Linked DNA regions of Homo sapiens: region 1 is linked to region 2. A link is a loop called in an ENCODE intact Hi-C map of the cell type or tissue named here. Cell type or tissue: heart right ventricle. All regions are shown on one strand. Each heading gives the region's core, and the rest is flanking DNA. Links, peaks and the distances in the headings are about the cores only. Region 1 has its middle 180 kb from the start of SASH1. Region 2 has its middle 140 kb from the start of SAMD5.

What was found. A loop is a pair of places that touch in the nucleus more often than their neighbours do. Peaks named below come from ENCODE experiments on the same cell type or tissue, not always from the same donor. Only the 100,000 strongest peaks of a DNase experiment are listed, where the experiment ranks them.
Region 1: it touches region 2 in a loop (4-fold over the local background); 8 of 110 quality-filtered maps call a loop at or near these places.

What each region holds. Positions count from the first base shown.
Region 1 is chr6:148,161,245-148,173,075 of GRCh38, reverse strand. No RefSeq gene overlaps it. Among named protein-coding and RNA genes, the nearest start is that of SASH1, 180 kb to the left of the region's middle. In heart right ventricle, for the core only: a CTCF peak has its summit at 6,527 (motif pointing right); no DNase peak of the experiment used is centred there.
Region 2 is chr6:147,645,436-147,657,266 of GRCh38, reverse strand. It overlaps a transcript of SAMD5 not described here. Among named protein-coding and RNA genes, the nearest start is that of SAMD5, 140 kb to the right of the region's middle. RefSeq lists an enhancer at 2,295-2,464. In heart right ventricle, for the core only: a CTCF peak has its summit at 5,644; a DNase peak (open chromatin) is centred at 5,676; H3K27ac peaks cover 1,144 bases.

The DNA of each region.
Region 1 (11,831 bases), core at 2,354-10,353, 510 kb before region 2:
ATATGGGGATGATCAAGTTCAGCAAATCGGAATGAATCCCAGAACTTGTATTGAAGCAACTGGGAAAGAGAAGATGCCTTTTCCCTCATAGTTGTAAGGAAGTAACAATAGAGCTTCTGGGGCTGCCAAGTAGCCAGGATGTGTTTGAGGCTGAAGCCAGCACAGGCAGGCAGAGCTACAGGTTCTGAGAGAGGAAGATGGGATCCTGGTGACATTGTTTGAGTCATGAGATTAAAATATTTTGAAGTAGCTTCCAGGCCCTGAGTTTTCCATTACATTGGCCAGTAAATTCCCCATTTTTGCTTAATCTAGGTTGAGTTGCATATCCTATCACTCTTGTTCAAGAGGTCCCAACCAAGGTATTTGGGGCATGACTGAGCTGCCTCTGGGATGACAGCTGCCTCAGCTGCTTCCTATTATTGCATGAATATGGCTCTAAACAGTAAAGGGAGGCATGATGGGAAATCCTCATCACTATGTCCTCCGTATTACATATCATAATGAGACAATGTTGTACCCACCTGAATCATGGACTCCTTCAGAGCTGTCATCCTGTAGCACACACAGAGTGGCTTGAAAAGAGTATGTGTTCAATAGCAAAGTGTGAGATTAAACCGAATCATTCAAATATGACTGACACAGGTCAAATCTACTTTTGCAGTGACCTACGACACTTTTTTCATGCTATTTCCAAATGATACTCCTTGAGACAGATGCTTTTTAAAAAGAATAGGTTTTGAAGCATCACTTACACTAAGTGTAATAACACTAAGAAATAAAAATACAGGATATTTCAAGTTCACTGATGGTGAAATATTTCTACAATCTTTACTTTGGGACTCTTGTGCAGTCACATACAGGAAAGTCTTTTTTCTTGTAAGGAGAGTATTCACAGACTGTCACAGTGGGATGGTGCTGAGTGGGTATGCAGACAATGGGGGAGATACTGCTAGGCCAGATTGGGACTATAAGTCTCAATATAATTGAAAGTCACCAGTGAAAATGTGGCCCAGAATAGTCATGACCCCGAGTGATTGCCATCTGTTGATTATTGGTCTCAGTCCAATTTTTCAGTCTAGTATCCACATTAAAAAAGATATACACATATATTAGCATCAAAATAATTATCCACAACAGCATCTGTGCCAAGGACAGAATGAATGGGCCATTTGAAACGCATTGTCCATTCATGCCTAAAGGTGACCTCTGCAGTAATTCTGGGGCATTCTCTTAGATGATTTTGCTGGCTTGGAGCAAGATTCTGACTTGCTGAGTTCTGAGATAAATAATGGATTATTCCAAACTAGAACCCAAAGGGAAAAATATGGCTATCCATTATTTATTTTTTATCAAGGATATCCTTTATCCAAAAAGTGATTTAGAGCAGCTTACATGGTTGCACATAATATAGCTATCTCATATGGATTTAAAATAAAAACAAAAAGTAAGGCAAGGAAAAAATGTGCATGAAAATCAGATAGTGCCAGAAGTGAGATTAGTATCAAAAAAGAGTTTTGCTTGTAGTTGGCTTTCTGGCATAAAATATGAAGAGGAAAACATGATCAGTTGCAAGAGTCACAGTATTTATATAGTAAAAACAAAGAAAGAAAGAAAAAAAATCTTCAATAGTCCAAGTAAAAAACTCTGCCTGACACAAGACTTTTTACACACAGGAATTTTTCCTTGTTATAGTAGCCCACAAGGGATATAGCAGAACAAAGACCTAGGCTCTTTCCTTTTGCAGGACCTGTATCCTACTTTCTCCTCCCCCTTGTCTTCCCTCAATAAAAGTCCTCAAGGATCTAGAACCAGAAACATCATTTGACCCAGCAATCCCATTACCGGGTCTATACCCAAAGGATTATAAATCATTCTATTATAAAGACACACACACACATATGTTTACTGTAACACTATTTACAATAGCAAATACTTGGAACCAACCCAAATGCCCATCAATGATAGACTGGATAAAGAAAATGTGGCACAAATACACCATGGAATACTATGCAGCCGTAAGAAAGAATACGATCGTGTCCTTTGGAGGGACATGGATGAAGTTGGAAGCCATGAGTCTCAGCAAACTAACACAGGAAGCAGAAAACCAAACACCACATATTCTCACTCCTAAGTGGGAGTTGAACATGAGAACACATGGACACAGGGAGGGGAACAACACACACCGGGGTCTGTTGTGGAGTGGGGGCAAGGGAAGGAGAGCATTAGGACAAATGCCTAATGCACGTGGAGCTTAAAACCTAGACGACGGGTTGATGGGTGCAGCAAACCACCACCACGGCACGTGTATACCTATGTAACAAACCTGCACATTCTGCACATGTATCCCAGAACTTAAAGTAAAAAAAAAAAAAAAAAAAAAAGTCTTTCCCTAAGTTAATGTTTACCAAGCCCTCACTATGAGGCAGGCACTGTGTTAGTTACTTTCCCTATAGGGTTTCAGTACATGATGATAACACAGTTGTGACAGGGTGGCAAATAGTATTGGCCTTCTGATAGATGAAGACAGGTTTGGGACAGGAGTGACATATCTGGGTGGGTCAGTAGGTCTGTCTGATTCCAAAGTTTCTGTGCTTATCAGTAGCAATATGCAGCTTTTAAAGAAGGGGCTGAAAGATAGCTAACAAAACACCTCTAGACAGTTCCAATTAGGGTTATATGTTTTTAAAGCACTCCCCAAAGGAACAGATTGTGTTTGATGATTCTAGCAGGAAAATGAGGCGATGATCTTGCTAACAGATCAATGTGTGGGGTCATCAAAGTTTATTGTGGATCATGTTTTTTTTTTTTATGAAATGAAAGCCTAAAATAGACCTTGTCAAGAGTAAGTTTCAACACCTTTAAGTACAAAAAGCTTCACTTTGCTGTCATTTGAACTTCTCAATTTCATATTTAACAGGACAGAAACAATCAGAGATGGTTCTGAGTGTGGAAATCTGGCCAATAAAGACAGTTTGTGAGGAGGCCAGGCTGGCTGTTTCTCCAAAGTTTCTAGAGCGGTCATGCCTATTAAATTGACTGCACGTGTGTTGCATAGCGTGCCTGTACTGCTCAGAAAGGTGACAATGACTGAGACAGCATTATATCTATCCCCTACATTTGTAGCAGACAGAGCCAGAGAAATCTTCACAGCAGGGGATGTTACCAGAACAATATAAAGGGAGCCTGAAGAATGACCACAGTGCTGCTGGTTTCCAGGCAATACTAGCAGCCGACACATCAGAGTTCAGCGCCTTAAAAGGAGCTACAATTGGTGTGTGCGAGCAAAACTGTCCTGGGATGAAAAGGTAGCGCCAATGAAAGCACTGAGCTTTGCAAACGGAGGCAATGGTTACCCCTCCCCTCCCCAAATTTACGTATAGACACACATACGCGTGCGCACACACACATAGAATTGAGATAATCTTCAATGGCATTGTCATGTGTTTAATATTTAGCTCCTCCATCTAGATCACTGTTGTTTGTCAAATCACCAATGTACAGAAGGCAGGAGGCAGCCTCCATGGCTTCTCATAAAACCTAACATGGAAGCATTCTCATGAAAATGTGTACTGATGAAGGCGATCAAGAAGATAAAATAGTAATGGATGTAGAAAAAGAACACTACCTATCTTGGCAAGAACCGCTCTGAGTTGAAAATAGGTTAGCACTGGCGGTGGGGTGAAATTAGGGAAGTAAAGGCAAAGCAGAAACCGGGAGGAATCGGAGCATCTATCTACCCATCCTTCCTGCAAGGAGTCTCCTGAGATGTTTCCGTAACAAGTTTGTCTATTCACAGTAGGAGGCATTTCAAACTGATCTGTTTGAGGATGCATTTAATTACTGTCATGTTGATAATGAAGCGTCTTCTCACCCTCCCACCTACAGACTTAATTGTATGTACACCCATCTTTTCTTGTAACCTCACTTCCAGATATCTTTCCTTCCATTCAAAGCTAATTTCAAATACTCCCCTGTTCCTCCCACTTCCTCTTAGAGCTTTCACCATTAATTATTCCCTTTCCTGTCCTGTACTTGGGGGGGAAAGGCTGTCACACAGAGATGCCCAGAAGAATCTGAACAAACAGGCCTTGCTCCGCTTCCCCCAGTTTGTTATCATTAGATCATACCCGTTTGTCCTCCAATCATACTTCTGCAGGACTGTCCATAAAAATACACAGATATCCTCATTTCTTTCGGTCTTTATTTTCGAAGTCTCCTGTGTCAGGTAAAAGTTAGGTTAAATAAATCTCTATGCTTTCCTCTTGTTAATTTGTGTTTTGTGATAGGGGTCTCAGCCATGAACTGTGATGAGTGAGAAAAAGATATTACTTTTTCTCCCTCCTAGCGCCACACTTCACATAGTCACCCAAGACAGAAACCAGAGCGTCATTGTCAACACTTTGCAATCAGAATCCATATTCAACCTGTCACTAAACCTTGCTATTTCTACCTCTTTAAGAGCTGAGTAGCTGTCTTCTCCATTTCCACTGCCTGCCTCAGGATATGACCATGGTAGCCAGGATTTATGGAAGACTTTCATAACAACTCTTTTTCTTTCTTTCTTTCTTTCTTTCTTTTTTTTTTTTTTGAGACAGAGTCTTACTCTGTTGCCCGGCTGGAGTACAGTGGCACAATCTTGGCTCACTGCAACCTCTGCCTCCTGGGTTCAAGTGATTCTCCTGCCTCAGTCTCCCAAGTAGCTGGGATTACAGATGGCCATCACCATGCCTGCCTAATTTTTTTATTTTTAGTAGAGACGGGGTTTCACCATGTTGGCCAGGCTGGTCTCAAACTCCTGACCTCAGGTGATCTGCCCGCCTCGGCCTCCCAAAGTGCTGGGATTACAGGCTTGAGCCACTGTGCCTGGCCGACTCTTCCTGATTCCAGTCTTGATCCCTTTGCATGTATCCTCTCCCTTCTTACATTTCTATTGCTCCCAAAGAAGTGAACTGAAACTCTGGCGAAGTCACTTACCATCAACGACCACTCTCCAGGAGCATAACAGTCAAGCTTCCTGACATGGAGCAAAGGTACTTTTAGCATGAGCCTTTCCCTGACCTCTTCAGGACAGCCACCCTTGATTTCCTCCCCATGCACCTTACATCTAGTACAGCAAGCTGCCGCCAACCCTGTGCACAGACCTCTGGCATTGCACCTACCAGGCCGTTCTGTTCCTGTCTTCTATTTGACTCCCCTCAGCCTGAGCAGATGCAGGTGAGTGATTCTGAACCTTCAGATCCTTATGTCTACAGAGAAACTGGTACCTAGTAAGTGGTCAATACATTTTGGCTCCGTGAATAAATAAGTGAATATTCGATTCTCTTCTGACTGCTGGGGATGGCCTTATCTGACAGCTAACGTCTAAACAAGTTTCCTAGAGTGATTAACACAAGCAGGCAAGGATGAAAGAAAGAAATGCAAAACACAGTGATCCTGAGGCCCAGAGAACCAAAACAGGGAAGGGCAGAGGGGTGGGGACACGGCAGGGAAAGTGCCTGCTACATGGGTCAGCTTTGCTCTACACACCTTGGTTGGTTCTCTTTGAGATCTAGTTTTATTCATATAAGAAATCATTTCTTTAAGTTCAGTGCCACATATGAGTTTCATTATAGGCCAGCAGAAAGCAATAAAGTACCCTGGAGACAAAGTAATAGCATGAAAACGTGTGGAGCTATGGTCCAGCTTTGTATTTGAATAAGGACTATATTTAACACAAAAAGAAAACCTCCCAGGACGGATGCGGTGGCTCATGCCTATAATTCCAGCACTTTGAGAGGCCGAGGCAGGCGGATCACTTGAGGTCAGGAGTTTGAGACAAACCTGACCAACATGGTAAAACCTGGTCTCTACTAAAAATACAAAAATTAGCCCGGTTCGGTGGCGCATGCCCGTAGTCCCAGTTACTCGGGAGGCTGAGTAATATTTTATTTTGTTAGCCCTATTTCATGCCCATTTCTTATGGATTAATTTAAATTCCAATATGCAAGTGGTAATAATATGGCCATTGGTAGTCCCTTCTGTGAATCACAGATTTTACAGTAACGTGGAGAAACAGGCATTTCTTCATCTTCGATGTCTACTTGTTTGGGAGCAATTTATCAAGGAGACTGTTGAACCATCAAGAGTAAATTGTGTACTTTGGGGTGCAAACTGCTAATTGCTAATGCATTAATTAAAAGATTTCTTGTGCTTTTTTGCTCCAGGAAGCAAAGCCTATACAAATGTACCCAGTCACCTTTTCCTGACCTGCCCCTGCTCCCACCCCTTCTTGGATATTCGGAATGAGAACACGAAGATAATTTGTATGCACATTTCTGACAACCATTTTAGGGTTCTGTAATGATAAAGAACAATTAACAAAGGCTTCCCTGGCATTGACTAACCACTTTCTGGGCAAATGGTTTAATTAACGAAGAGGCTGCTTCCTTTGGTTTAATCACACAGCATTTAAGTAGAGGCCGCTTAGGCAAATAAAAGGCTGTTATTTCTTTTGGGTATTTTGCTAATGTCTGTCTGTCCACAAGATGGCAGTAAACGTTTGATGAGTTTCTATGATAACTTTAGTCTTTTGTGTGTAAATGTGTGTGTATGGAAGGGGTGGGGGTGAGACTTCCTTTAGAAGAAAAATTTTATTTATTTGATGTTTTACATTGTTTTACACTTTATGTCAAATACGTCTACTAGTATATAATTAATTTAAAATATCTTCAAGTGGGTGACAGTTACACTGTTTATCCTAACAGTTCAGCTGTGTATCCTAACAAAAATAATATCGTCTCCATCTCAACTGCATCTAACAAAAAGGATGAACAAAAAGTTAACATTTGATTATGAGAAATTAGAGAGTTCTAACTTTACTGGCTAATAACTTGGAAATATATGAACAAACTGGTTCATTTCTGAATCCTAGGTGAGTGGGTGCTATAAGCAAGAGTTGTGGGTACTATATGCAAAAGTGAAACACACTAGGATCTTCTCTGTAAGAAGCTTTAGACCTACAGAGACTATCCAAGTGAGTGTGTTCACAAAATTGTTATACAAGCTAATGGGTGACATAAGGGAGATATGAATGAGAAACTGTGTCACTAATAGTAGAGGAGAGATGATTTTTAATTGGTGGGAACCAGGAAGGCATTCTTGGAAAGTGGGGCACTCAATATTTGCTCTCACCTAGGAGTGGGACCCAGACTTGTGAGTTGCCTGCACATAGGTGTGAGAGTAAAAGCTCACCTGGACAGGTGAAGAATACCTGGGGATGAATAGGTCAGTTGACTTGGTTGCAAAGTGTATCTAAAGGGTAGGATTGGGAAGAGTGAGCTTGATGGTTGAATGTGAGTTTTAGAAGTTTGGATTTTTTTCTGGAGGCAATGGAGGATCACTAAAGGTTTTGAGCTGAGAAGGAGCCTAGTGGCAGTGGCTCAGAAAGAACAGCCTGGAATCTCTGCAGGATGTATTGAGGTGGAGAGACACTGGCTGTGTGATAGTGTGTATAGGTCTAGAGAAAGGTGGTGTTATGGTCATATTCAAGCTACAGTCCTGAAGCAACGACCATTAACTTCATTTCTTTAGGTGATTTTCCTCATTCGAAAGCAAAGGCTTGGACGAGGTGGTTCTTTTCAGCTCTAAAAATTACAGGCCTGGCTAGGATAATAGCAGGGGTATGGAGACAGGTGAATGGATGCAGGAGAGATTAGCAAGGCAGGCAGAGAAGCACCTGGTCTCTGACTGGAAAGGGAATGGAGGGACATTGGAATGGAAGCTTGGCAGGAAGCAGAGAAGAGAGATAAAGGCAGAAGAACATTTTATGCAAAAGAACATTATATGCCTAGAGTCACAGTGGGATTGTAAGTAGAGAATGGCAACGCCAGCTATGTGAAGAATATTTTCAGATTTGAACACTGGCATTATTTGTAACAGTTAAATCATAGACAAAAGAATTGTTTAAATGTATCTGAAAGATTTGGGTAAATTATCTGAAGAGGTAGCCGAATACTGTCATGGAGGTTTCCATTCCTTTCTTCTTGATACATGTAGTATTCAGCACACATAACATTGCCAGAGAAGGCAGAAAGGCTCTTAAATGCAGTATTGGAATGGACACAAAACAGGCAGGTCTTTGTATACAAAGATGGCTACTATGGGCCTCATAGGAGCTGGGCTCCCAGCTGCTTTCCTGCTGGTGGTGACCTATGAGGCCCAGGCCACCACGTGTGCTCCCAGAGCCACAGCCACCGGGAGTGTGGAGGTAGCACAGGCTTCATGAGTCATCATTGAAGACCCAGTTCTCAGTCCCAATGTTATCTCAGCAACGAAAGCAACCCAGTGGTGGGGGTTTCTCTCCACCCACTTCTGACTAGATCGTTGTGCATAAAGGAAAAATGTGAAGTGAACAAATAGTTATTGGGGAGTGGATTCAAAAGTGCAATTTCCAGAGCAGTCACAGGGTAAGATCAGGCAGTTTCAGGCTAATCTCCAGGACCACAACACTGGATGATGACAGCTGATGCCCAGAGAGGGGTGACTATGGTTGGAGGGTGGACCCTGATGTGCCTTCAGATTGCCAGAGATTAAAGTCTTTGTGATACTGCTCAGTGTTCTGCATTGAACGTGGACATTTTCATTTCATGTGCTGAATGTAGTGAATTCATTTCTAGAATGTTCAGTTTATCAGCATATCACATCCTCAACCTTTCTGCATCAACAGGCATTTGCCATATAATGAACATATATGTGTATTTGTTAAGACAGGAATTTATGCCCTTTAATACAGGAAGCTAAAACATTCCTAAGTAGGTTAATTTTACAGTAAAATCTCTGGCCATCTTCACTTCCATGTTTGTATTTGGAACTGCGTATAAATCTGCATTTGGTCTCCAAACTTTCTAACATCTAAAATCCTTTTCCTGAGAGTCTGAAGTGATTCAAACATCAGGGATTGGAGAAAAGTAGGGAGTTTGAAGACAAATATAAAAGGTAAGATCACAGCTTTGGGAAACCACGAGTAACTTCAATTTTCTAATAACAAAAATATTAACTATTCTTTTACTACAAACATTATAGAAGTACTATACAACTCTTTCTTCTTCTTCTTCTTCTTTTTTTTTTTTTTTTTTTGCCAAATCCAGTTTTCTTTCTTATTTTAAAAATACTAACGTAATGGTTAAAAGCAATATTTTCTACAATGTGCTGAGAAGTTAGTAGAAGATATGGCTATGAGGTTACTGAAGGTATAGGACATAAGAAAAAGAAATTCCCCAAGGAAGCAAGGACTAAAAGTGATATGGTTTGTCTGTGTCCTCACCCAAATCTCATCTTGAATTGTAATTCCCATTGTCCCCATGTGTCATGGGAGGGACCTGGTGGGAGGTAATTGAATCAATGGGGCAGTTACCTCCATGCTGTTCTCGTGGTAGTGAGTGAGTTCTAATGAGATCTGATGGTTTTATGAGGGCCTTTCTCCCCTTTTGCTCACTATTCTCCTTGCTGCCACCATGTAAAGAAAGACATGTTTTATCAGAGACTAGGATTGCAACCCCTGCCTTTTTGTGTTTTCCATTTGCTTGGTAGATCTTCCTCCATCCTTTTATTTTGAGCCTATGTGTGTCTCTGCACGTGAGATGGGTTTCCTGAATACAGCACACTGATGGGTCTTGACTCTTTATCCAATTTGCCAGTCTGTGTCTTTTAATTGGAGCATTTAGTCCATTTACATTTAAAGTTAATATTGCTATGTGTGAATTTGATCCTGTCACTATGATGTTAGCTGGTTATTTTGCTCGTCAGTTGATGCAGTTTCTTCCTAGTCTCGATGGTCTTTACATTTTGGCATGATTTCGCAGTGGCTGGTACCGGTTGTGCCTTTCCATGTTTAGTGCTTCCTTCAGGAGCTCAACAAAGATCAAAAGAGCAAAGAAGGCCATTACATAATGGTAAAGGGATCAATTCAACAAGAAGAGCTAACTATCCTAAATATATATGCACCCAATACAGGAGCACCCAGATTCATAAAGCAAGTCCTGAGTGACCTACAAAGAGACTTAGACTCCCACACAATAATAATGGGAGACTTTAACACCCCACTGTCAACATTAGACAGATCAACGAGACAGAAAGTTAACAAGGATACCCAGGAATTGAACTCAGCTCTGCACCAAGCGGACCTAATAGACATCTACAGAACTCTCCACCCCAAATCAACAGAATGTACATTTTTTTCAGCACCACACCACACCTATTCCAAAATTGACCACATACTTGGAAGTAAAGCTCTCCTCAGCAAATGTAAAAGAACAGAAATTATAACAAACTGTCTCTCAGACCACAGTGCAATCAAACTAGAACTCAGGATTAAGAAACTCACTCAAAACCGCTCAACTACATGGAAACTGAACAACCTGCTCCTGAATGACTACTGGGTACATAACAAAACGAAGGCAGAAATAAAGATGTTCTTTGAAACCAACGAGAACAAAGACACAACATACCAGAATCTCTGGGACACATTCAAAGCAGTGTGTAGAGGGAAATTTATAGCACTAAATGCCCACAAGAGAAAGCAGGTAAGATCCAAAATTGACACCCTAACATCACAATTAAAAGAACTAGAAAAGCAAGAGCAAACACATTCAAAAGCTAGCAAAAGGCAAGAAATAACTAAAATCAGAGCAGAACTGAAGGAAATAGCGACAAAAAAAAACGCTTCAAAAAGTTCATAAATCCAGGAGCTGGTTTTTTGAAAGGATCAACAAAATAGATAGACCGCTAGCAAGACTAATAAAGAAAAAAAGAGAGAAGAATCAAATAGACGCAATAAAAAATGATAAAGGGGATATCACCACTGATCCCACAGAAATACAAACTACCATCAGAGAATACTACAAACACCTCTACGCAAATAAACTAGAAAATCTAGAAGAAATGGATAAATTCCTCGACACATACACTCTCCCAAGACTAAACCAGGAAGAAGTTGGACCTCTGAATAGACCAATAACAGGATCTGAAATTGTGGCAATAATCAATAGCTTACCAACCAAAAAGAGTCCAGGACCAGATGGATTCACAGCCGAATTCTACCAGAGGTACAAGGAGGAACTGGTACCATTTCTTCTGAAACTATTCCAATCAATAGAAAAAGAGGGAATCCTCCCTAACTCATTTTATGAGGCCAGCATCATCCTGATACCAAAGCCGGGCAGAGACACAACCAAAAAAGAGAATTTTAGACCAATAACCTTGATGAACATTGATGCAAAAATCCTCAATAAAATACTGGCAAACCAAATCAAGCAGCACATCAAAAAGCTTATCCACCATGATCAAGTGGGCTTCATCCCTGGGATGCAAGGCTGGTTCAATATATGCAAATCAATAAATGTAATCCAGCATATAAACAGAACCAAAGACAAAAACCACATGATTATCTCAATAGATGCAGAAAAGTCCTTTGACAAAATTCAACAACCCTTCATGCTAAAAAGTCTCAATAAATTAGGTATTGATGGGATGTATCTCAAAATAATAAGAGCTATCCATGACAAACCCACAGCCAATATCATACTGAATGGGCAAAAACTGGAAGCATTTCCTTTGAAAACTGGCACAAGACAGGGATGCCCTCTCTCACCACTCCTATTCAACATAGTGTTGGAAGTTCTGGCCAGGGCAATTAGGCAGGAGAAGGAAATAAAGGGTATTCAATTAGGAAAGAGGAAGTCAAATTGTCCCTGTTTGCAGACGACATGACTGTATATCTAGAAAACCCCATTGTCTCAGCCCAAAATCTCCTTAAGCTGATAAGCAACTTCAGCAAAGCCTCAGGATACAAAATC
Region 2 (11,831 bases), core at 1,365-9,364:
TTATCAGTTGTCCCAAATGTGCCTTTTATACCATTTTCTACCCTCTAGCACAAGATCAGTATGTTTTCTAATTTTTCCTTGTTTCATACCTATAAGAAAGTACGTAGCTTCCTTATACTCTCTTGCACATAGCTTTTTTCACTTCAGTATATATCCTGGAAATCACTTTATTATAGAAGTGAAAATTCCTCATATTTTTTACAGCTGCCTAATACACAGTGCGTATAAATACTATGCTTTATACAACCGGTCTCTATGCTTGGACATTCAAGTAGTTTCCAACATTTTGCAATTACAACAAATGCTTCAATGAACAATGAATACCTTATGGATACACACACACACACACACACACACACACACACACGTATACTGTATTGTTGGAGGTTTATCTTTAGAGTAAATTCTTAGAAGCGGGATTGCTAGGATAGAAACCAAATGCATATACAATTTTGTTACATATTGCCAATCCTCCTTCATAGGAATGGTACCATTTGCTATTCCCACCAGCAGTGTAGGAGAGCTCCTATTTCCTTACATCCTCTCCAACAGAATGTATCGTCAAACTTCTAAGTTTGCCAATCTAATGAATTAGAAATAGTACTGGTGTTGTTCCAATTTCATTTCTCTTACAATGAGAAGAAGATTTGAACATCTTTTCATATGTTGTCTTTCTGTGCATTCTTGCTTCATTTATTTGCTCATTCGTTCATAAAGTTTTTGTTCATTTTTTCTTTTAATTTTTAAAAGATGTTTACAACTTAGGGGTATATGCCTTTTATGGGAAAAGAACACTGAAAATATTTTCTCCCAGTGGTCATTTGTCTTTTAACGTCTTTGCTTTTGGTGTTTACCATTTTGAGTAGATAGTTTGTGTATTTGTTTGTTTTCAATTTTTTGCTTTTGACTTGCAAAAGTTTTATTTTTATGGAGCCACATTTATCTTTTGCTTTGTTGTATAGGGATTTTTAAAGAGTAGAAAGTCTCTCTGTGTTCAAGTTGTAGAGGGATTCGGTCATGTTTTCTGCTAGCGTGTGTATAGTGTTATTTCTTTTCACTTTCAGATCTCTGATGCACTTGGAGTTTATTTTTGTGTGTGGTATGAGCAACAGATCTAATTTTACCTTTTTCAAAATTGCTTTCCAGTTGTCCCAACACCATTTATTATAAAAAGACCATCTCTATCTCATGGTCTTAAATACTACCTTTATTTTATACTGGATTTTGATCCATAATTAGATGACTCTGGTGTTTGTTTACATTTTATTCCATTGGTTTCTATTTTATGTAGGCAGTTGCTGTGTTATTTGGTCCATAGATATCCATAACTGCTATAACCTTGTTGTAGACTGTGGCTTCTAATGTTAGAAAGTGTTATTCTTTCTTTTATCTAATGCTTTTACACTTGAGTTCATTCTTTCTGTAAACCTATATGATTTTTGCATTTATATTGTTTTAATTGTCACATTCATTGTATTATATGATTAACACACTTTTTCACAATGAAAACAGCTTTGTAACTAGAAAACTACAATGAAAAATCAGTTGGACATAAGATGTGAAGAGTTTGCAACCTCTCTGTTTACTTAACGTGGAAATTCTAGAGAATCAAGTAGATATTGTAATTAATAAATTACATAAATATTCTTTAGCATTTGTCGTGCCACCTATAATGATGTACTGCAAGAGCTGATTTTGTTACACAGATTCTGATTAATAAAGTCACTCTGAATGTCTCTGTGTACAGATTTGTTTTTCTGTCCATTCAGTAGTATTCTAGTTTTAAGATGCTTAAAGGTATTATAAAAAAAACTAGGGCAACGTGGATATACATGCATAAATATTGTTTCAGAAGAGAAAATTTATACAAATAAAAATAATTGAATTTTTTAGTTGGGAAAGGCATACATGTGACAAAAATGAGGACCAGTAAAGTGACTTACCTAAAGTCACATAGCAAGATAGTACAAAATCTCTCCTGTCATGCAGGTTGCTTAGCAGCTAGTCAAGTGTTCTTTTTACACTTACATGTTAAGCCTGTTTCTGTGTGTATATCAGAAGAAGTGCCTTCTTCACTTTGAGAATATCTTGGGAAATGGAAAATTTGTGTGCCCAAACTAGCCTGAAATGAAACATTAAGAGGAACCAACATATTCTTCAGGAAAAAATGTGGGGAAAGCAAGGAAAATACAGAGGGAAAGAGCAAAAATGAGTTTCAATGTTCAGAAGTAAAATTGCTAGGTGCCTTGATGATGATAACTAAACACACATGTGGTGAATCATCACTCATGGTCCTGATCACTTGGGTTCATTGTGCTTGTCAATCAAAAGGACCCCAGACGTGCCTGCCACCAATCCCCAGGCTGACCCAGATGCTTCTAGTGACTCAGTTAGGAGGATGGAGGGCAAACTGACAACAAGCAAAATTCTAATTGTTGGGAAGGTATTTTGGGTTTCCTGCACTTTGTTTTATATTTTTTTTTTTTTGAGAAAAAGATAGTCAAACCATCCAGGCATAAAATCATTCTAATAGAAAAGCTGTTGAGAATCATGGAGAAAAAAAATAAACCCTGTACACTGGAGCTCACTGCTTACTCACAGGCACTTACATCAGGATAGCAGCAGCAGCGGCAGCAGGAGCAGAAAAACAGGCTAATCAGAAGGAAGAAAAAACATTCTCTGAAAACGCTAAAATGGAGCAACAGTAGTGGCCTAGAAAGGGGTATCATATGTTTTGGTAAAAATAATAATAATAATAATAAGCCATGTAGCAATGGAGAATTGAAATTCCTGAGAGTCACTGAAACTGTTCAGGGGCTCCTTTCATTCTCTTCTTCACTTCCAAACCCTGCAAATCCCCCACGGAGCTCTTTGTATAGAGATAATTTCTCAGACTACTTAGCGGAGAAATTCATACTTTTATAGAAAGGTATGTGATGATGGTGTATTTATGTGTGAAAGAGAAAAGAGGAATTTACTGGTCTCTCCATCTTCAAGAAAGAAAATTCTAAGAATTTTCACATCACCACCTACAGACCATGACAATGTCTTCCAGAAAAATAAACATTGTTCCTTTTATGGCTTTTAGAACTAGAATGCAGAATTCAATTATTTATTTTAAAATCCCTAACAGGATTTTATCCTGGAGGAGAAAGCGTGCACAAGTAAAAGGAATTGTAAATGCTAACAAAATAAAGGAAAAAAGACAAAAAGGCTCATTATAGAATTTTCAGTATCAGGGGATTCTAATTCTAAACTGTGGATTAAATTCGTGTCATTGTTGATTACATCTTCTGGGCTGTGACCAGTGTTGTAAAAGAATAGGAGAAGCATGAAGTCTCAAAGGCAACTTCTCTTCTCCATGCCCATGGGAATATCTTAGAGCTCACAATGAGTTAATAAAAAGCCCCTGATTCTTGATCTCATGGATAAAGAGCTCACCAATTAACAGGCCCACAGGAAAGAACAAAGCAGCTTCATATCGAAACAGAAAAAACAAAAAACAAAGCCCTGCAATTTGCAAATGTCCAAGAAGTGCATGGAATATCAGTAAATAATGGAAAGGAATACAATTTTTAAAAAAATAGGCTCTGTGCATATTTGAAAGTGTCTTTTTTTCCAGATAAATAATTCTAGATGAACAATTTCATACACACAGAGCATTTGAATAATTCCATAGAATCCATTTTACCAGATCTTTCTGCCTAATTACAAGTCTTTGAACCAGACACCGGTACTTGAAAGATCAATGCCTGGCTGCACAAAGCATATATAAAGCATAATTAAGAGGAGGACTGCTCGACGGAGCCACGGATAACATGCATATGGATGTGTGAAGTCTTCACATGTACACACTTTATAGCTGTGATATGCACATCAGACACATACTCTCACTGTCCAAAATGTCTTTGGCTGCCATTTTATAAATGAGGCAATCAAAGGAAAATGGAATTAAAAACAAATAATAAGGTAACCAAATTTTAGATCATCTTCTTATTTGAATCTCTGAGTATAAAGCAAGTCTATTTAACTCCATTTTGAAGTATTTATCTCTGAAAATACCTTACTTCCTATTTAGATCAAAATTTGGTACATTTCTAGGAAATACGTGGATTTTAAATGTGAAATGATTTGTTCAACTTGCTTCTCATTTTTTTAATTCCAAATCAATATAATCAAACATTAACACTTTGGACTACTCAGAAAGTATATTTATACTTTCAGGAAGGAATATGGTAGAGTATGTACTTAAGTGGGAGCATTTTGTGTGTAAACTAGGAAGGTTGGCTTAGTCTCTGGGAGGCAAACAAATCGAAGTCGCTGAATTCTGGGGGTTCTCAATGCTCAGAGGAGGCAGCTGTAATGAATGGAAGAAAATGACAGGCAAAAAGACATCTAAGACAGTTGCTGGCACCAAGTAAATAAATAATAAATAGTACATTAATGCTGACCAAACAAAGTGACAGGATTCACCAACACATCATATGGGATAAGAAAAAGTGTGAAGAATCAGAAATTGTGATAAAATGAAAATGTGTGTCTTGACTGTAGGATAATAAACTGTTAGAGTTGCCAGGAACCTTTAAAAACAATCTAGCCCAATACTTGTGACATATTCAGGAGTGAATACATAGGGATCCGAGATGAGGAGCCCCAGAAGGCCACTTGGCCAGCCAGTCCAGTCTCCTGCCTCCCCTACTACTGCTGCTGAACCATGGTGTCTCACATGTCTAGACCACCATTGCTACTGAACCAGGGAGCCTCCTCCATGATTGCTACTGATCCATGGTGTCTCAATGTCCTTGAGCTTTGGTTCAATAGCATTACAGAAAATTAATAAAAGCTCAGAATCTCTACTTGATTGTCCTTTTATCTATATGTTTTTGCTAGGTTGAGAGGAGAAAGGCAATTATTATAAAACACTTATAATATGGTTTCAAAAGTCACTTTCTAAAAAAAAACCAACCAACCAACCAAACAAACAAAAAAACCTTCAGCTATTAAACCAGAGGCAATATTTGGAACCTCTGATGAAACCAAGTAGCTTTTAGTGCAATTAAGTAAAGGACATATAACCAGAAAGATGACACACTTTGTATATTTGCAGTTACAGTGGAAAATGCTAGCCTAAGTCAACTGTGTAAGAAATGCACCTTTGTCTCCTTTCATTTTCTGTCCCTACATTTTGACCAATTAAGATACGTTATTCTGATCTTTTATTTATCAGTATTGTGAAAGAGCAAATGACTTTTAAATGGCAAAAATCATCCACAGGGGCCTGGCTGGTAAGAGGCTGAATGCGGGGGTTGGTGTTGAGCTGTGGGACTCCGACCCCCACTCTGTGCGGGCCTGGGTGTGGTCTTGGAGGAAAGCACTGAATCACTCTGGTCTTCAGCTGCCTTGTCTAGAAAAATGACACAGTTGGTAAAAGAATCTCTAATGTGACTCACAGCTCCCATATTCTCTGATAATTCTTGCTCTGATTTAATTTTGTTCTTTATGTAAAAGTTGAATAGTAGTCTTCATCTGTTTGGGCCACTATAATAAAATACTTCAAACCGGGTGGCTTATAAACAACAGAAATATATTTCTCATGGATCTGAAGGCTGGGGAATCAGAGATCAGGGTGCCAGCATGGTTGGGTTCTGGTGTCTGCCTGCAGATGGCCACCTTCTCACTGTGTCCTCACACGGTGGAAAGGGCCAGGAGCTTCCCTGTGCTTCTTTTGTAAGGGCTCTAATCTCATTCATAAGAGCACTTCCCTCATGACCTAATCAACCTCCCCAAAGGCCCCACCTCTTAATACCATCACCCTGGGGGTCAGGATTTCAACATATGAATTTGGAAGGGACACAAACATTCAGACCATAGCAACTAGCAAGACCAGCAACTCTCAGAGGGAAAATCATATGTTAAAGAGTTAGCAATGGAGAAAGTTACAGTGGCTACAATGTGTGGGGATTGTTTGTGGAGTTCAATGAACCAAAGGCTTCCTGTTCCTACAATGCGAGCTGGACCGTAATCGTTTGCTATTTTTAGCCAAAGAGCTTTAATCACTTTTCTCTATTATGAAAGGGAAAGAATGGGGAATGTTCTAAGTTTGATTTTTGGCTAAAAATCTCTTTGCCAATTCCTTTGGACAATACATTCTGAATAGTGGCGTTTTATATCTTCCAGACAAATGTTTCTTTCATGAATATGGGTGGGGATGAATACATTTCAAAATGTCATAATTTTAGCTACCATTTATTCAACTCTATCACAAATTCAATAACCTTGAACCAGAGTTAATAGAAATTCATAAGTAATAAAAATCCAACTAGCCTCAAATTCCCATGGCTTTAAATATGCCTAAAAGCCACCAACTCCCAAAATCTCTCTCCCTGACCTAGATCTGTCTTCTGCGTTCCAACCAAAATTGCACAGGTAGGTATCTCCGCCTGGATGCCCTACTGGAGCCTGAAACTGAACACATGGAAACCGCATCACCCTCTTCCCTTTCACCCAAACCATCTCCTCCCTGAAAGTTCTGTTTCTGTGAATGTTTCCACCATCCAGACTGGTGCCTGAATTTGACTCCACAACTCTCTCCTGTCCCTTGCACGTTGATGCAACCTCCTTAATCACATCAGATACACCTCAATCTTTTCCACGAGTAACACCTTCATCCAGAATTCTAAAATGCAAGTCTGATGACTTCTCTGTTTAAAACATGCCCGTGTCCTTAGGGTGAAACCCAATCTCTACAGCATTGCATACCAGGCGGTTCATGTTCAGCCTCGTCTTCAGCTACTCCTCTTCTTTCCACCAAAGGTTCAAACCATCCTGGGCCTTTTGCAGTTTCCCCAATTCCCATATGCTCTGTTGCTTCCAATCTTTGCATAAATCACTTACTGTAGGGAGAATGCCCCTTGCCCCCTCCTTTGCCACCCTAACTCCACTAATCCTTTGAAAGTTACCTCTACCTTCCCTGAGAGTCCATATGGCTTACAATATGACAGGTGTCCTTCACCACAGTCCCTACTGAGTGACACTTTATCTTCTGCTGAACTGTAGGCCCTTGTGTGTTTTATTAACTTTATTAATTAATGTCTGGCATTGAATAAATGTTCAATGAATGCGTAATAAATGAATAACTTCGTGTATGGTAAAGGGTCTAAGTGGAGGGCAATACTAGTTCAAGGTGCCTGGGACAGTTCAGGTACACATCTGTTGTGCCAGTCTGATTGTTAATAGCACCTTTCACTCTCCAAAGTGTCCAGATGTAGGCAATAAATTATTTTGTCACTCTCTGTAAGTCAACATATAAGGTACACTTATACCCTTATTAATAAACAATACCATTTAAAAGGCATGGTAATATATTCACAGAGCAAGAGTTCTGGGGAGAGCGGTCACTGAGCCATGTTCTTGCCCAGCTGGTAAAGTTTCAGGTGGCTTTTTTCCACCTGTTGGTACTTTTTTTTTTTTTTTTTTGAGACGTTGTCTCGCTCTATTGCCAAGGCTGGAGCGCAGTGGCGCGATCTCACTTCACTACAAACTCTGCCTCCTGGGTTCAGGCGATTCTCTTGCCTCAGCCTCCAGAGTAGGTAGGACTACAGGCATGTGCCATCATGCCTGGCTAATTTTTGTATTTTTGTAGAAACGGAGTTTTGTCATGTTGGCCAGGCTGGTCTCGAACTCGTGACCTCAGGTGATCTGCCTGCCTTGGCTTCCCAAAGTGCTGGGATTAGAGGTGTGAGCCACTATGCCCAGCTTGTTTATACTTTTATTAACTGACTTTCTTTTCATTCATTGAGCATACATCCCTTTTATAAAAATAATGAAGCTATTTTGAAAAAGTCACAGTATAATTCATTTCATGTGAATTTTCTAGAATATTTGGTTTTATCTTTAGAGCTATGAAACATGCCAATATTCCGCAAATTGGAAGTCAGCTAAGCATATGACAAGATGGCCCCATCATAAAGATAAAAGACATCTGAAGCTTATGATTATATTCACAAATATGTGACCCAAACCCTCATTCCATGAAAAACAAAACTAAACTAAAATAAAATAAATAGTTCTGGTGGCCAGAATGCCAGATTATGCAGGCATTTGGGTAGAAGCTGCTGCCTAGGGTCTGGACTTCCACAGCTGGTGAGAAGAATAAATGCAAGACCAAACTTTCAAACAGTAACGGCATATGGAAAACATTACATGGAACATAAACATTGCTAATAAGAATCCAACAGAGGTCATCTAAAAAATATTCTCTTATTTGAATGCACTTCCACGATTAATTCTTCATTGCAGGGTGATGGCTTTTATCAGTTCAAATGGCTAAAGTTTAATGCAATGTTAGTGTGGAAGAAAAATAATGTTTTCTATCAAGTTTTTATGGTAATTAAATGTATATAGTGAAGCATCATTGGCCAGTGCCTTTTAACTGGTACATAAATGCAGAAGTTAAAAGTAAATTTTTGATTGAACTACAATTCCAAATAAAGTTTTGGACCAATTACTTTCTTTATGTTTCTTGATGACTTGCAGATGCAGCCAAAAGAGTACCAAGCACATTTCTCCCACCTGAACAGAGATATTTTAGACACATCATCTCCAAATCTGAGGATCCAAAGTTGAGACTACTGTTTATATCTCTTTCAGAGTTTTCTATTTCTAGCAGAAGAATGGTTGTAAGGTCTTGTACATCAGCTAAAAGGAGGATGACAGTGGGGGTGGACCCTTGTCAGCCAGAGGCTTTGAGCTCCTTTATTGGAAGTGGACTAGTTTATGCACTGATGTTGTTTGGCTGTGTTTCCACCCAACGTCTCAGCTTGAATTGTAATCCCCATAATACCCACATATACAGGGAGAGACCAGGTGGAGGTAATTGAATCATGACAGTAGTTTCCCACATGCTGTTCTCATGATAATGAGTGAGTTCTCACGAGATCTGATGGTTTTTTAAGTGTTTGGTAGTTCCTCCTGTGTTCATTCTCCTTCTTGCCGCCCTGTGAAGAAGATGCCTCACTTCCTTTTGCCTTCTGCCATGACTGTAAGTTTCCTGAGGCCTCCCTCGCCATGCTGAACACGGAGTCAATTAAATCTCCTTCCTTTATAAATTATCCAGTCTCAGGAGGTCTTTATAGCAGTGTGAAAAAGGACTAATACATGCACTGATGCATTTCACAAATCTGCTTCTATAAAACAGACAGCTGGCCTTAGAGGGAAGTCTCCCCACTAACAGGATCAACCTAACTGATCATGGGTTGAAGTCAAGACCTACAGACCTGGGTTCAAATTCTGTCACGTAACCTTGATCAATTTACTTAATCTCTTGTAGTGGTCCAACAGAAGAACGGGTTTGAGTGAACATCAACACTCTGTTACCTAAATTGTAGAGGCATTATCTTTTACTGAGATAAGCTCAAAGGCTACATTTTCAGAAGAGGGTGTGAGTTATTCAGTGAGCGATGCCTCTCAAGTTGCCTAAATTTCCTCTTGGAAGGTGAATTCTGAAGGGTGCTGATATTCTATCTGTTCAGAGTGACATCTTGCCAGGGCATCAAGAAGCCCTAATGAAGGCTGCTTTTAGCAACTCACAATGTCTGGAACTAATACTCTCAAAGTGTTTGTGCTGCTTCTTAATACACACCCTACTGTGGCCAACTCATCCTCTTCCATATTTTCCCTCACTATCTACCACTTATAATCATCTATCCAGCCTAAGTTGCTCCCTAGAGCATCAAACCTCTCCAAATGACTTCTGGAAATTTCCACTTGAATGTCCCACTGGCACCTGAAACTCGGACTCAACCCATCCAAACCTGATTGCTTCATCAGCCACCCCCTTCAAACCCCCCTCTTTCAAGCTCCAAATCTTGGTGAATGGTTTCACCAACTGCACAATTAATTAAACCAGAAAACTTAACCTCATCTTGATCATCCCCTGCATCTATTCAGTCACCATTTCTGGCCTGTTCTATGTTTTAAATGTTTCTTCCTCCCTTCAGCCACTCAACATGAAGATGACAGAATAAAGAACCTTATGATGATCTATTTTTACTTAATGAGTAATAAATGTATTTTCTATTCTTTATGATTTTCTTTTTCTGAGGTGGAGTTTTGCTCTTGTCACTCAGGCTGGGGTGCAATGGCATGATCTTAGCTCACTGCAACCTCCACCTCCCAGGTTCAAGCAATTCTCCTGCCTCAGCCTCCTGAGTAGCTGAGATTACAGGTGCCTGTCACCATGGCCAGCTATTTTATTATTATTATTATTATTATTATTATTATTATTATTATTATTAGAGATGAGGTTTCACCATGTTGGCCAGGCTGGTCTTGAACTCCTGACCTCAGGTGATACACCCACCTTGGCCTCCCAAAGTACTGGGATTACAGGCATGAGCCACCACGCCTGGCCTTTATGATTTTCTTAATAACATTTTCTTTTATCTGGCTTGCTTTAAGAGCACAGTGTGTAATACATATAACACAAAATATATATGATCAACTATTTTCTATGGTAACCCAAAGTGAAATTTCAAGTTTATTTTATACACATTAAAAGAGATAAGAAATGCAGTTTTTTCTAAAGCATGATTACTCTAATTCTAAAAGAAATAATTCTGAATATGGTTTTATTTCTGCATATATTTATACAACACTACAAGTGCCACCTGAAGTTTTCAAATTACAAAGTTTTCTACAGATTATTGTGCAGTGATAACGATAAGCTCTCTAGTTTAGCATACTACAGTACACAAGTACTGTATCAAGCTGGATATTATTAAGCATGAGACATAAACAGGCCAATCGAAATCCTTTGAGATTAAGAAGTGATAGTTACCAATAAACATAAGTGGAAACCGAACAGGTCAAGAAGGATTGAATATTTAAGAATCCATGAAGCATAAACAATTGATGCAAATGTATCTCTCATTTTATTTTTTTGCGATAGGGCCTCACTCTGTCGCCCAGGCTGGAGTGCAGTGGCATGATCATGGCTCACTGCACATACCACCACGCTGGTCTATGAATTGACTACTCATGTTATCAGTAAGGCTTCCTTCCAGTCACCAGTAGAGTATTGGTACTTTAAGTTTTGAGGGAGTCAAAGCTATACTTGAATTTTTGACTGCACAGGGGGTTGGCACCTCTAACCCCCATATTGTTCAAGGGTCAACTGTGAATAGATAAGACTAGATAGATAGATAGATAGATAGATAGATAGATAGATAGATAGATAGATACATAGATAGATACATAGACAGACAGACAGATATAGAAATAGAGACAAAGATAACAGTTGACACAGAACTTGACATATACTAAGCCACTGGTAATGATCCTAGTCTATCACAAACTGATGATCCGAGAGCCAGTTCCGGCCCGTGGATGTATTTCATTAGATGGCAAAGTTTCACCTAAAAACCTGGAGTGTTAATTTATTGTGAAAGCAAGTCTTAAGGTCTGATAGCACTGGGTCTGTATTTCTCACACAATCAGCAGCTAGAGCTGCATAGGACCAACTCAACTCATATGACACTGAGGTGCCACAATTTATCACAGACCTCATCAATTCTTAGGTTTTCTCCTTGGCCTACTTCACCATTATCCGAGCTTATACCCTGCTCCTATATAAAACTATGGGAAATGCTTTGAGATGAAAAGTATTCACACACCTGTGCAAGATCATATGTAACACATTAGAATTCAATGTAACTTGCTCTTTTTCCCAGGATGGCCTCTGTGCTGAATCTGCAGTAAGTGTATAAATACATAACGTATAGAAAAATTCTATTATTCTAACATGGGAATCAACATTACCACCTCAAGCAGAG